Linked DNA regions of Mus musculus: all the other regions are linked to region 1. The links are chromatin loops, found by intact Hi-C in ENCODE. Cell type or tissue: left cerebral cortex. All regions are shown on one strand.

What was found. Peaks named below come from ENCODE experiments on the same cell type or tissue, not always from the same donor. Only the 100,000 strongest peaks of a DNase experiment are listed, where the experiment ranks them.
Region 2: it touches region 1 in a loop (4-fold over the local background); 5 of 42 quality-filtered maps call a loop at or near these places.
Region 3: it touches region 1 in a loop (12-fold over the local background); 3 of 42 quality-filtered maps call a loop at or near these places.

The regions. Positions count from the first base shown.
Region 1 is chr7:63,344,165-63,348,164 of GRCm38, forward strand. It overlaps 4930554H23Rik (RIKEN cDNA 4930554H23 gene), which reads right to left. Exons shown (of 10, transcript NR_131089.1): 9 at 3,732-3,905; 10 at 528-895. Among named protein-coding and RNA genes, the nearest start is that of 4930554H23Rik, 98 kb to the right of the region's middle. In left cerebral cortex, a CTCF peak has its summit at 2,103 (motif pointing left); DNase peaks (open chromatin) are centred at 535, 899, 1,684, 2,139 and 2 more places; H3K27ac peaks cover 2,915 bases.
Region 2 is chr7:63,663,975-63,667,974 of GRCm38, forward strand. The region is part of intron 4 of Otud7a (OTU domain containing 7A); the gene reads left to right. Among named protein-coding and RNA genes, the nearest start is that of Gm39023, 190 kb to the right of the region's middle. In left cerebral cortex, no CTCF peak of the experiment used is centred here; a DNase peak (open chromatin) is centred at 1,701; H3K27ac peaks cover 592 bases.
Region 3 is chr7:63,552,257-63,556,256 of GRCm38, forward strand. All of the region lies in intron 1 of Otud7a (OTU domain containing 7A), which reads left to right. Among named protein-coding and RNA genes, the nearest start is that of Otud7a, 110 kb to the left of the region's middle. In left cerebral cortex, no CTCF peak of the experiment used is centred here; DNase peaks (open chromatin) are centred at 1,661 and 2,378; H3K27ac peaks cover 2,442 bases.

The DNA.
Region 1 (4,000 bases):
TGTTTTATCTCATCATGGTTTATTTTGTCACGTATGGTTGTTATCTCTTAGAAGCTTGTTCTTCTCTAATGACAGAAAAGGAGCCGATCTGGAGGGCAGGTGGGGGAGGGGCTGGGAGGAGTAGAGGGAGGGGAAATTGTGAACAGGATATGTTGTATAAGAAAAGAATCTATTCTCAAAAAAAGGGAAAAATAAATAAGCTGAGGGGATAGGGACAAAGCTTCAGCCCAGACACATCTGTGTGAAAGAAAAGCTTGGTTTCCTGTCCTAACACCCCTAGTGTGAGAAGAAAGTCTCAAGGTGAACTCCCATTGTCTCACTTAACCTGGGTAGGAGCCGCCAGCGGATGTTTTATTACCGAATTTTCGAGAAATGTCCCAAAGCTATCTTCTCATCTAATTCCCACCCACACAAACAGGTAATTCCCTCGGTTTATTCCTGCACTGTATCCACTCCCAACTTTCACAGTTTGTGGTTTCTACATTTAAAATTGTTTTTCATAGAATCTGTTAAATGCCAGGAGCTGAGACTGATGGCTTCTTGATTTACTTAATCCTCACAGAAGCCAAAGAAGAGGGATTATTGCCTACTTGAGAGAAAGGAGGTCAGAGGATTATTGAAGAGAGCTTATGGGGATTGTAGGCATAATGGGGTCAGCCTTGGAAGAACTCTGTCTCCAGGATTCTTGACACCTCAGAAGTACCCAGCATCTCTGCCTCTGTCCTTGACTGAACTGCCTTCTGCATTCACGTGGCATCCACTCAAGGCCCATCCGACACCAATGCTGTCCCACAGAGCCGGTTCACAGGTTTCCCAGGCACGTCTGTTATCTTCTGAAGGTGCACAGCGGTGGCTGACATGGTTCACACATCCCATCTCTCTTGCTGGTTCCTGCCTATAAGGGAAAAGGTTTTGAGCATTCTCTTTCCCCACTCCCCAGGGTGTGTGGTGTAGGAAGCTTGCAATATAGACTCGCGGCTGGAATAAATGTCTAATGCTCATTACCTAGGTGTTAAGAGACAAGCGTGCTGATTTTCAGATTTAGAATGTTTATGTGTGATGTGGAGTGGTATGTAGTTGAAAGGTTCCTTTGGGGGTCCAAACAGAGTTAAAAGCTAAAAGAAACCTTTCTACCATAAATAGTGTCATTATATAAAAGTGGGAGAGAAAACATCATCTCTGTGGCTAGAATGCTTTGATATTCATATTTTTGTCTCTTCATCAAGCTATCCACTTGTATAACTGCCTTTCTATTCTACAGACACCCACAAGCAGCCCTCCCCTGGACTCAACTGTGGCCTGGCCTGCAGGGATTCTCAGAAAAGATCAAATGAGAAGCCTACAAAGCTCCCCCATTTAATCCTTGTAACCACCTTTGAAGTGCAATTATTATCTACAAGATGCTCAAGAACTGCTTCTGAGTTGCCAGTTGCTTGGAAGCCAGGAGGGACTGGACCAGACTTCCTGGCCCCTCAGCATCCTGGCTGTCTGTAGAACATCACCCCACACTGCCAGCTTTGCTCTAGGCTCTGGCTCCTTAGCTCCCTCCTCAAACCACACTCTCTTCCTGCACTGGGTTACTGTGACAGGATCTGCAGTCCTGGAAATTCCTCTTCCAAAGTTGCTATAGAAACTCCCGGTGTGGGTGTGTGGAGGAAGGGGTGCGATTCCTCCCAGCTGATGCACAGAACTTTGCACAGCTTGAGGCAGCATAGAATCAGACCCGTGGCGTTTCTCACCCAATTTGAGCCGCCCCAGAGTGTGGAGGAGGAAGACACCCTACTCCTTCTCTGTGTATCAGTGAGGGAAAAGAAAAAAGTCCTCTGATGTGGTTCAATTCTATCTAGAGAAAAGTGAAGAGCTGGCTGAGCCCAGCCACTTCAGAAACAGTGAGTCAGGACCAGAGTGGCCACCCAGCACGCAGGATGTCAAAGATTACCACCAGTCAAAAATGGACACAGCGTGCTTCTCAATATGATGCAAACAACACTCGCCTATTTTGTCAAGATACAGGTTAGGGAACCTGCATGGTCACATAGCTTCATTAGTCAGCCCTACAGTCAGCAGCGGGGACTGGGTGAGCCTCCTGATCAATAGCGCCCCCTGGTGATCAAGCGCTCAGAACAATCAGATGAAACAGGAATTTAATGTTGACAAACTGGATTTTCACAGGGTTGCCTGTGAAATTATCTCTTCTCACACAGTTCTTAAAATAAATCCTGTTGAAGGGAGGGTTTCACATGGGGAGAAGTGACAGATATATCCTGTTCTGCATAAGATGACTAATATCCGCACATGTTCACAGACACAAGCTAGAGAATGTCAGAGACACTCAGGCCTCGAAGACTCTGGGCCTCTTGGCCCATATGGAGAATGGGAGGTGAGAAAAACAGGTGAGTTATCCAGGAAGATGAAGACTCCACTGAACCAAACACTACTGAGTGCTGACTTGCATGTGACTGTATGCTAGGATAGATAGGCTAAGCCTGGAGATACAACTGAGAGATGCTGCTGCTCAATGGGCTTCATAGTGCACTGAGAGCAGTAGGGCATAGGCAGTTGTAATAGCAAGAACAAGAGAAATAAACTGTGGCATGTGGATAACGAAAGACTGAGTTCTCCACGGTGTGGATATGAGAACAGGCCAAGTTTAACCAGCTTTGTAAGAGTTTGTGAGCTTCCTAGATCTATCATAAATAACACTGTGTTTATAAGAGTCCAGGCCTTTAAAGACCAAATGTAAATATGTTTTTAAACATGTTTAAAACATTGACCACTGTAAATACAAGATATTAAAGAGTAATTTTATAGAGGGTCATGAGCTATGTATTCTAGGGAAGTAGTCATATCAGGAAATACACACAAAGGTCACCAGAAAAGAGCTGGGTCACACACACACACACACACACACACACACACACACACACACACACTGCTGTCCAAATGTGTCCAAGCTTTTGTATTGGAAAGTCCATGTTCTGGGAAGCATTTTGAAAGGCAGGGCCTGCTGGGGAAGGTTAAGAGTAATGGTGTTATAGGGCCCCCAATGGAGGAGCTAGAGAAAGTACCCAAGGAGCTGAGGGGTCTGCAACCCTGTAGGTGGAACAACAATATGAACTAACCAGTACCCCCAGAGCTCGTGTCTCTAGCTGCATATGTAGCAGAAGATGGCCTAGTTGTCCATCATTGGGAAGAGAGGCCCCTTGGTCTTGCAAACTTTATATGCCCCAGTACAGGGGAATGCCAGGGCCAAGAAGTGGGAGTGGGTGGGTAGGGGAGCAGGGCTGGGGGAGGGTATAGGGAACTTTCGGGATAGCATTTGAAATGTAAGTAAAGAAAATATCTAATAAAAAAAGAGTAATGGTGTTATGAAGATCCTAATTGTTTTAGGTTGTTCTCTTTTGTTCTACTGTTGTGTGAAGACCTTGTTTCTGTTTTCTGGGGATGTCCATTCAATCCAAGTCATCATCTTGGAAGTAGAGGTCAGACCCTTACCAGAAGCCTGAGCCTAGAACTGAGACTTTGAAACAAACAGAGTTGTGGGAAACAGTTCAGCTCTGATTCCAGTGTCTTCTTACAGCTGAGAAAAACAGAAAAGCATCTCCCAGTTTCTAACTGAATGTAACATAAAGGAGACAGTGGAGTATTTCTTATCCAGAAACAGAAGCCAGAAGATAGGAACCAAGGACCAAAGAAGACTTCTAAACTCCCTGGACAGTCAGTATACTTACTGCTTCAGATGCAAAGCCATCAGCCTTAGTCAGTGAAGAGTGTTATGCACAAATCCAGGCTAGGTGCTGGCAGGTCTGTAAGAAATGCTGCCTTCGTGCAGCCACGGGCTGTCAGACTTAAGAATGGAAACCAGTTTTTCTTTCCATGAGCAGACACATCTTCAGCTGTGTGGGCTAGAGGAGATTAACATAGAGAATTAGCACAGATAAGTCTGTTAATAACAGAAGCAAAAGTCAGTCCCAGAACCAGTAACCTGTGGGTAGTAGGA
Region 2 (4,000 bases), 320 kb after region 1:
GAAGCCAGGGCCTTGTACATACTAAGTGTATGCCCTATCACTCAGCTCCATATCCAGGCCCAAGACTTTTTTTTTTTAACCTAAGATGGCAAAGCAAAAATGGCTTCCCCCATGACTCCTGGGACACTTCCTCTGGCCTGGCCCCATTCAAAACACATTGTTTGTTGGGATAAAGGAGCATATTCAAATACTCTTGAAACCTATCTGCATCGTTTGTGGTGAGTTTCCTTTTGTGGCTGTGGTCAATTAAGTAGCTTTTATTTCCCTTATTTCTTTGCTTTTAGTGGAAGTTGTAACCTAAATACCATCACTGGCCTGCTTTCTCATCTTAAGAATGTCTGTCTCAACTTGGCTGCTTGAGGTTAAATGTTTCCCCTCTGGGAAGCCAAGCACCACAGCTGGAAAGGTGGTGATCAATAAAGTATTACCCTCACAGCCAGAGAGTTTTTTCCTCATGTCCCACATGTAAAACCCAGATATGGTGGTGGTGTGTGCTTGTAATCTCTGAACTAGGTAGGCAGAGACAGATAACTACCTGGAGCTTACTGGCCAACCAGCCTACCCTAACCAGTGAGATTCAGGTCAATGAGATTCTCTTCCTTAAAATGTAGGTGCACAGCACCTGAGAATACCCAATGTTAGCCTCTGACTCACACATGCACATACACACACATACACATGTATCATGCACACACCTGTGCATGCACAAGCATATATGCACATGCATAGATGTACACACTCACACACAACATATATGCACACATATAGACACAGACACACAGAGCCACATGTAGAAACACACACATATACTCACATACATACCTACACAAAGACACATACAGAAACACACACATAAACTCACATACACACACATGCATACACACACACACACATATGTATATATATATATATATATATGCACATGCACACGTGTATACATAGATACACATATGCACACAACATATACACACATAGACACAGAGAGACACATACTCACACACCCAGCAAGGAGCCAGACTATGAGACAGTTTTCTCACCCCACAATAGATTTTTAAAAGACTTAAGAAGGCTGGAGAGATGACTGGGTGAAGAACTTGCCTCACAAGTGTGAAGATTTTAGTTCGGATCCCAGAACCCACTTAAAGGCAGGCACAGTAGTATACATCTGTAAGCCTAGCACGCCTACAGCAAGGTGGAATGTGGAGCCAAAAGAATTCCTGGAAGCTCAAGAAGGGAGTAGCTAGTCTGGCATAAACAGTAGTAACAAGAAAGAGGTCTTATACTAAAGAATGTAGACTGATGACCAAGACTTCCCTCTCACCTCTGCCTGTCCTCACTCACATATACATATGCACACAAAGACAAGAGATCTGGCAACTGATGATAATGTAGGTCCATTGTCTAAAGGCTTATTCACAAACAGTGAAAAATGAGAAATTGTAAAACAAGCTGGGCATCGAACACAGCATTACTGCATGGCTAAAGATTTGGGGAGTGCTCGGGGTTTGCTTGTAAATATGCTTCACTCTGTTACTGCACAGAGAAAGGTGCATGCTGAAGTACTGATGGATGAAATGATGTGGTGCCTGCAGTGGGAGGTGCATGGATGTGGGAGAGCCGAAGTGAAACAGGAGAAACCGTGAGCCAGCTCTTGTTAGAACTGGGCTGTGGATTCCAGTGGAACCATTATAGTCTTGGAATGATCCCATAGTAAAATGCCAAAGCCAGCAGGACATCTGCCAGGATGAGCAGCCCACTCAGATGCTGCCAGGCTTTGTGGTGTGAGGAGACAACACTGAGCATCCTGGGAGTCCCGTGTGCTGAGCTCCCAGGCCAAAGCTTGGGAGAAGAGAGAGCTGCCCAAATGGAGCTCCAGTGAACTACTATAGTTTTAAGATTGACTGACTGTAGTTAACATTGTATTCACACTGGAAACTCTCTAGAAGGTGAGACTTACCTGTCTAAAAAAAGCAACATGGCAGCTTTCAGCATGGAAGTGGATAAGCACACTTTAGTAAATGCATACAATGGAATACTAACCAGCAGTGAAAATAAATGAATTGTTGATGCATTTACTACAACATGGATGAATCTCTGACACCTTATTCTGAGCCAGAGTGAAGACAGCAAGCAATACTAATCCATTTAGCTGGTCCGTTTGTTCTAGCACAAGGCTACCTGGTAGGCAAAAGTCTAAAGAGGCCTCCCAAGATTCCTGTTCCCTAATACTGAGCCATGTGCTAGCATAGGTTCAGTGGTTCTCTCTTGTCTGTATTCTTATTTTCCATAACCAATGGCAGTTCAAAGATATTAAATTGAAAATTCCAGGGGGGAAAAACATAAAATTTTACCCTATGCTGTTTTATCCCAACTAGGATACGAATCATTCATTTTGCTTCCAACATCATGGTATGTGTTCACATAACCTGGTAGTGACCCCATAACATAAGAGTAGAGATAGTGGCATCTGGGAGACAACAGAGAGACATGAAGTGCATCCCATGAATGGAAAGGTAAAGGTTCTTGGCTTAATAAGGAAGGTAGAGGTTTGTCATACTGTCTGTGAGGGTCTGGCAACACCCACAGCTTCAGACATCTCCCACAAATGTTGGGAACACATCTCCCTCTGATAAAGAGAGGCTACTGTAGTGCTACAAAAAGACTCTGCGGATGGAATTTAGGCTGATGATAATTTGATTTTAATACAACTTGCACCCTTATCTGATGGACTCAAGGTAATGCCAGGAGTTCTTAGAAACAGATGAAGATGGCAGACACGGGGACGGGGAGAGGTAAGAGGGTGTGCTGTGTGACAGCGAAGCAACCCTCCATTGCTCTATTGACAGTAGAGGAGGAACCACCAGCCATGGATCCCGAGTGGCGTCTAGGCGCTGAACTTTAGCTAATATCTTGCAAAGAAACAGAAACTCAGTACTCCAGCCACCTGGGGTAGGATCAGGCCCCAGAGATCAGGCCTTTTTTACCAGCATCCAGATGAGGACCACAGTCCTGCTGACACCTTGACCTCAGCCTTGTGAGACTTAGAACAAGGAAACTGACTGACGCCTCTGGACATCTGGCTTTCAGAATCATGAGAAAATAAACACGTGCTTCTGTGAGCCGCTCAGCGTGTGATATAATACGGTAGGCAGGAGAAAATGACAGGTCTGATGAGGAAGAGCCATGAAGGACGTGTGATGGGGTGGTACTGTCCAGGTTTCACCTCTGCTAGTGGTGGACTAAGCAAGCCCAGCATTCACAGTTGTGAGTACACAACTGGGCATTCAGTATCCTACCAGCAATGAATCAAGCCATAAAAAAAAATTAAGTTAAGGATTTTCAGAACATTCTACAGATGAAAACTGTCCAGGGTTCTGTCACCAAAATAAAATCTAGTATTCACAGTCCTGCCCTGTGTACTACAAAGTAGACAGATGACGTAACTGTGCCGGCCCGTGGTATGGTCAACCTTGCCAGTATCTGAAAATGTAACATCCAAATAGCTGCAGCACTCCCTTCCTCATTCGGGAGGGCCCTTTGCCTGCAGTCACCTATTATGGACCTATTCAGTTGCCTTAGTAGTACCATAGACTAGGCACCCCTGAATTTCTGCTGACTTCATTAACATTGCTCCTTGGTGCACAGACTCCTTGGTGGGCACCACCCTCTAGGTAGACACGGTCTCCAGAGAAGAGTTAGGGTCCCGTGGAAAGTCTTGAGGTCTGCTGGGTAGACGTTTACTCCCTGATGAATGGTCTCCAGAAGAAGAGGAGCAGCGTACTTGGTGGACATAACCTCCTAGGTACACATAGTCTCCTCAGTAGACAGTCTCCGGGTAAGTTCAGCCTCTGTACTGGCCACAGCCTCCTTGATGGACAGAGCCTCCTGGATAGACACAGTTGGCGAATGTAGCCTTTTCAGTGGACACAGCCTCCTTGGTGGACGTGGTCTTTTGAGAGGAGTGTGAGGCCTCCTTTCCATATACAGCACAGTTCTATCT
Region 3 (4,000 bases), 210 kb after region 1:
ATGATGTCCTTTTTGACATAGCCTGCTGCTTTGTATAGATGATGTCCTTTTTGACATATAGGTAGTCAGTTTCATGCCTTTCCATCTAATAATTTTTCTTCATAGTGACTATGCTGTAGGTGTCTTGTTTAGAAAGTTTCTCCAGTGTCAATGAGTCCAAGACTATTTCCCACTCTCTCTTCTATCAAATTCAGGATATCTGATATCATATTGATGTTTTTAATGCATTGGAGTTGAGTTTTGTGTGCAGTGATAAATGTGGATGTATTTTCATTCTACTAGATGCAGCCATCCAATGTGACAGCACCAGTTTTTGAAAATGGTTGAGTTAGAAGCCGCTAACTGGTGATCCCCCTGCCTCAGCCTTCCAAGTGCTAGCATTACCAATATATTCTTTATTTCTTATTTTACCGTTTTAACCTCTTTCTGTTTTCCTTCTTTCTACTACATTTGGTCTTGACTTGTTTATTTTTCATATATACTTAAGGTGAACTTGCTTATTGACTTCAAGCTTTGGAGGTTTTCCTATATGTATTTTAGATCTATGAATTTCTTTCTGAGCACAATTTAGCTATATTTTCAAAACTTTACATTTTATTGTGTTTATGTTTTTAATTATTTTATATTTTCTTGTGCTTCCTCCTTTTAGCTCAGGAACTACGCACATGTGTGTTATTTAGTTTCTGGGTATATGGAACTTTTCATTATAGTTTATTTTTGATCGCCGCAGTCCAATCCCACCACTCTGGTGTCAGATGACATCTACCATATTGGGTCAGCATTTTAAAGTGGGTTGAGATGTTCTTAAGGCTCAATATACAGCCTGTTCAAAATGAGAAGAGGGCTATAGCTTAAAAGTAGAGCACTTGCCTGCTGTGTTTGAAACCTGAACCTTATTCCCCAACCCTAGTGTTTTAATCTAGTTTTCCTCTTTCAGAAAACAGTGGCTGGCTTATTACCCCTATCTTGTCTTCTATATTTTTGTTTCTGTTTTATTTGCTTCCAGTTTTTATTATTGTCTTCTAATTTCCTGTGTTGGTTTTGAATTTAATTATTTATTTTTTAACAGTTTCTTACCTGTATTTGTAAATTGATATTCTCTTCATCACCCCAAGATGCCTTTCTATCCCCTGCCCATTTATACAAGCCCTTTTCTTTTCCCCAAGTAGTGTCTGTGTGACTGCACATTTGCATGTGTGCCAGTCTTAGGTCTTGTGTTCATGGTGGTCACAGCAATGCCATATCTATCAGAGACCCATTGCCTGGCTACCTATAGTTGTTCTTGTCTGGTCTTTTCAGTTGTCCCTCTGCCAGTATAACACCCTTAGTTTCTGAGGGCAATCTTCTCGTTGTTTTGCTGTATATATTAAATCTTCTAACCATATGGAAACCTGCTGGTAATCTTTTACTTTGATGAAAAGATTCAGAGAGCATACCTTGTATGTTCTTATCCTTTGAACACTTTAAAATGATATGTCTCAAGAAATAATGTTCCATCTGTAAAAATATTTTGGAGGGTCTGGAGAGATGGCTCAGTTGGGGCAAGTGCTTGCTTCATAAGCAAGAGCTTCTTAGTTTCAAACTCCAACACAACTGTATATGGTGGCATGTGTCTGTAACCCCAGAATAGAGGAGGGAGTCAGAGATGGGAAAATCTTGGAAGCCAGACAGTCTAGCTAAAGCAGTGAGCTCCTATTTCAGTGAGAGACCCTGTCTCAGAAAGTAAGGTGGAAAGTAAAAGAGGAAGTCATCTAATGTTAACCTTTTGCCTCCACATACGTACACATAGATGCACACAACACACACACACACACACATGCACACACACACAAGTGTAATCTGAAGCTCTTGTGACATGATTCTATTTGTATCAAGGTAACTGCTTTCAGTGATATGCTCAAATTTGGTTTTTCTACTTAGGGTTCTTTATATTCCTAGTAGACATCTGCTGTGTCAGAGTCCATTCTGTCATCTATTAAGGAGTGACAGCAGTTTCCACTAGCTGAAGTTACCTGGTGTGTGTCTATACCATTTGCATCCTTTCTGTATCATGTTTTAGATGTCTTTCAACCAGTCTACAGTTGAATTTGCACTCAGTTGCCCACCTGCTGCTTTTAACTGGAGCATCTGTCTCTTTGCATTTAATTAGTGTCATATTTGAGTTTACATTCAGCAGTCTCATTAAGTACTTTCTCTTTGTATGTCTTACCTCTTCTAGTTCTTTTTCCTCTTTTCTACTTCATTTTAGAAGATTTTTATCTAAATGTGAGTTTTCAATGTGCATCCAGAATCTCGCCTCTTTTCATCATCACCCTGCTGCCATCCCTTGGTCCCTTCTCCTCCTCCCTGAGGATGAGACAGAGGCCTCCTGAGTCATCTCATAGCTCTTCTCCTTCCTCCTACTTCCCACTCCCCCCCCCCTGCCATCTGCACACAGAACAGCAGCCAAAGAGAGTCTCTAAGCATGCAAGCTCCACTACCTTAGCTTGTAAGTCTGTAGTGATTCCTGGGTACACACAGAGGGGAAACCATTATCATGTAGCTTCCTGTGCCTCAGAACCTCAGTTCTGGCTACCTCTACATCATACACTTTCCTTCAGATGCATGTACCCACTTGTAGGTCCTCAGCCTACGTGGCTCTTCCCCAAGGTTCCTGCACTGGCTTGCTTCCGTCTCCCTTTTGTTACAGACCGTTGACATAAAGCACAGCCCTTGCTCCTAAGGGACTTAGAGTTTCTTCTGAGTGACCATTGCCTGTAAGCACAGAGTCAGGTTTTTCTGAATGACATGGTCCATCATAGTTGTGACTGCGTGAGGTCTCATTAGTCAGAGAACAATTACAGTCAATGTGTTTACTGAATATATTGGTGGGCGCATCAAGGATATGAGTAACAACGGAGTAGGGAATGTCTACTAGACTTCAGATGCTATCTGGTGTCATTCTTTCTTACCTGTGGGTTAATGTTAGCTAGTAGCCTGCTAATTAAATATACTCCAAAAATGTTGCCTGACATTCAAGAAGATGCTAGGTCAGATACTCAGGTGGATGATAAATAGTTATTTAGGGAATGACTGTGGCTGTCAATCTATACCATTCCAACTGAGTCCTAATCTGTCCTCGGTCTGCAGAGTACAGACAGGGATTTTTCAGGGACCTTCATCTTAAAAGAAGCATTTTCTCAGTGAGACCTGCTCTGAATGTCTTCCTACATGCCTCAGCTCTCCCTTTGGCCTGTTTACATTATTAACCATAGTACCCAGCCATCTTCTGCATCCTGTGCAGGGAATGAATGCTGTGGGTATAAAAGAAGCCCCGAGGAACTCTGCTTCTTCCGCCGACCGATCCTCATGGATCCCCAGAAGGGCCCGCCCATAGGAGATGTTCCAGTGCTGTTGTTAAACAGATGTGGGGCTTTCTAGTTGCCTTTGTAATGTGGGAAGGACACACACACTTACCTTAACATTGCCCTAGAAACGACAACACTGAGTATTTAACTAATAAAAAGGCTAAAGGGTGCTGGCATTGCTATTTTCTTCTCGATTTTGCAATGAGCTGTGACAATTTTCAAGACATGCTTTTATCTTATATTGTTTTGTTTTGTTTTATTTTACCTTGAAAAGTGGAGCAAGAGTAGATATTCGGTTGTTCTCTGCAAAGACACTCAATTCGGGAAACTCAGTATTGAACTGCATGACTTTGCAGACTGAAAGCTATTACAACTCAAGTTGTAATCTTTACAGAAATTGACCAAGCTGCAGGCATTTATCAGCTTCCCACATTGGCCCCACGTGCTTAGTGGTTTAGAGAGCTCTCAAGCCACTTGATCCAGAGCACTTGACATAAAAGTGTCTTGTGCTGATAACTCATGCCCCAGAACCTTCCAGAATCCATCCAGAAATTACGGAGTTGAATCCTGCAGCTCCCAGGAATGTAGCTAATTCTAAAGTCCCTCCTGGCATACACTGTCTTCCCTAGAGACAACTTTACGTAGTCGCTGCG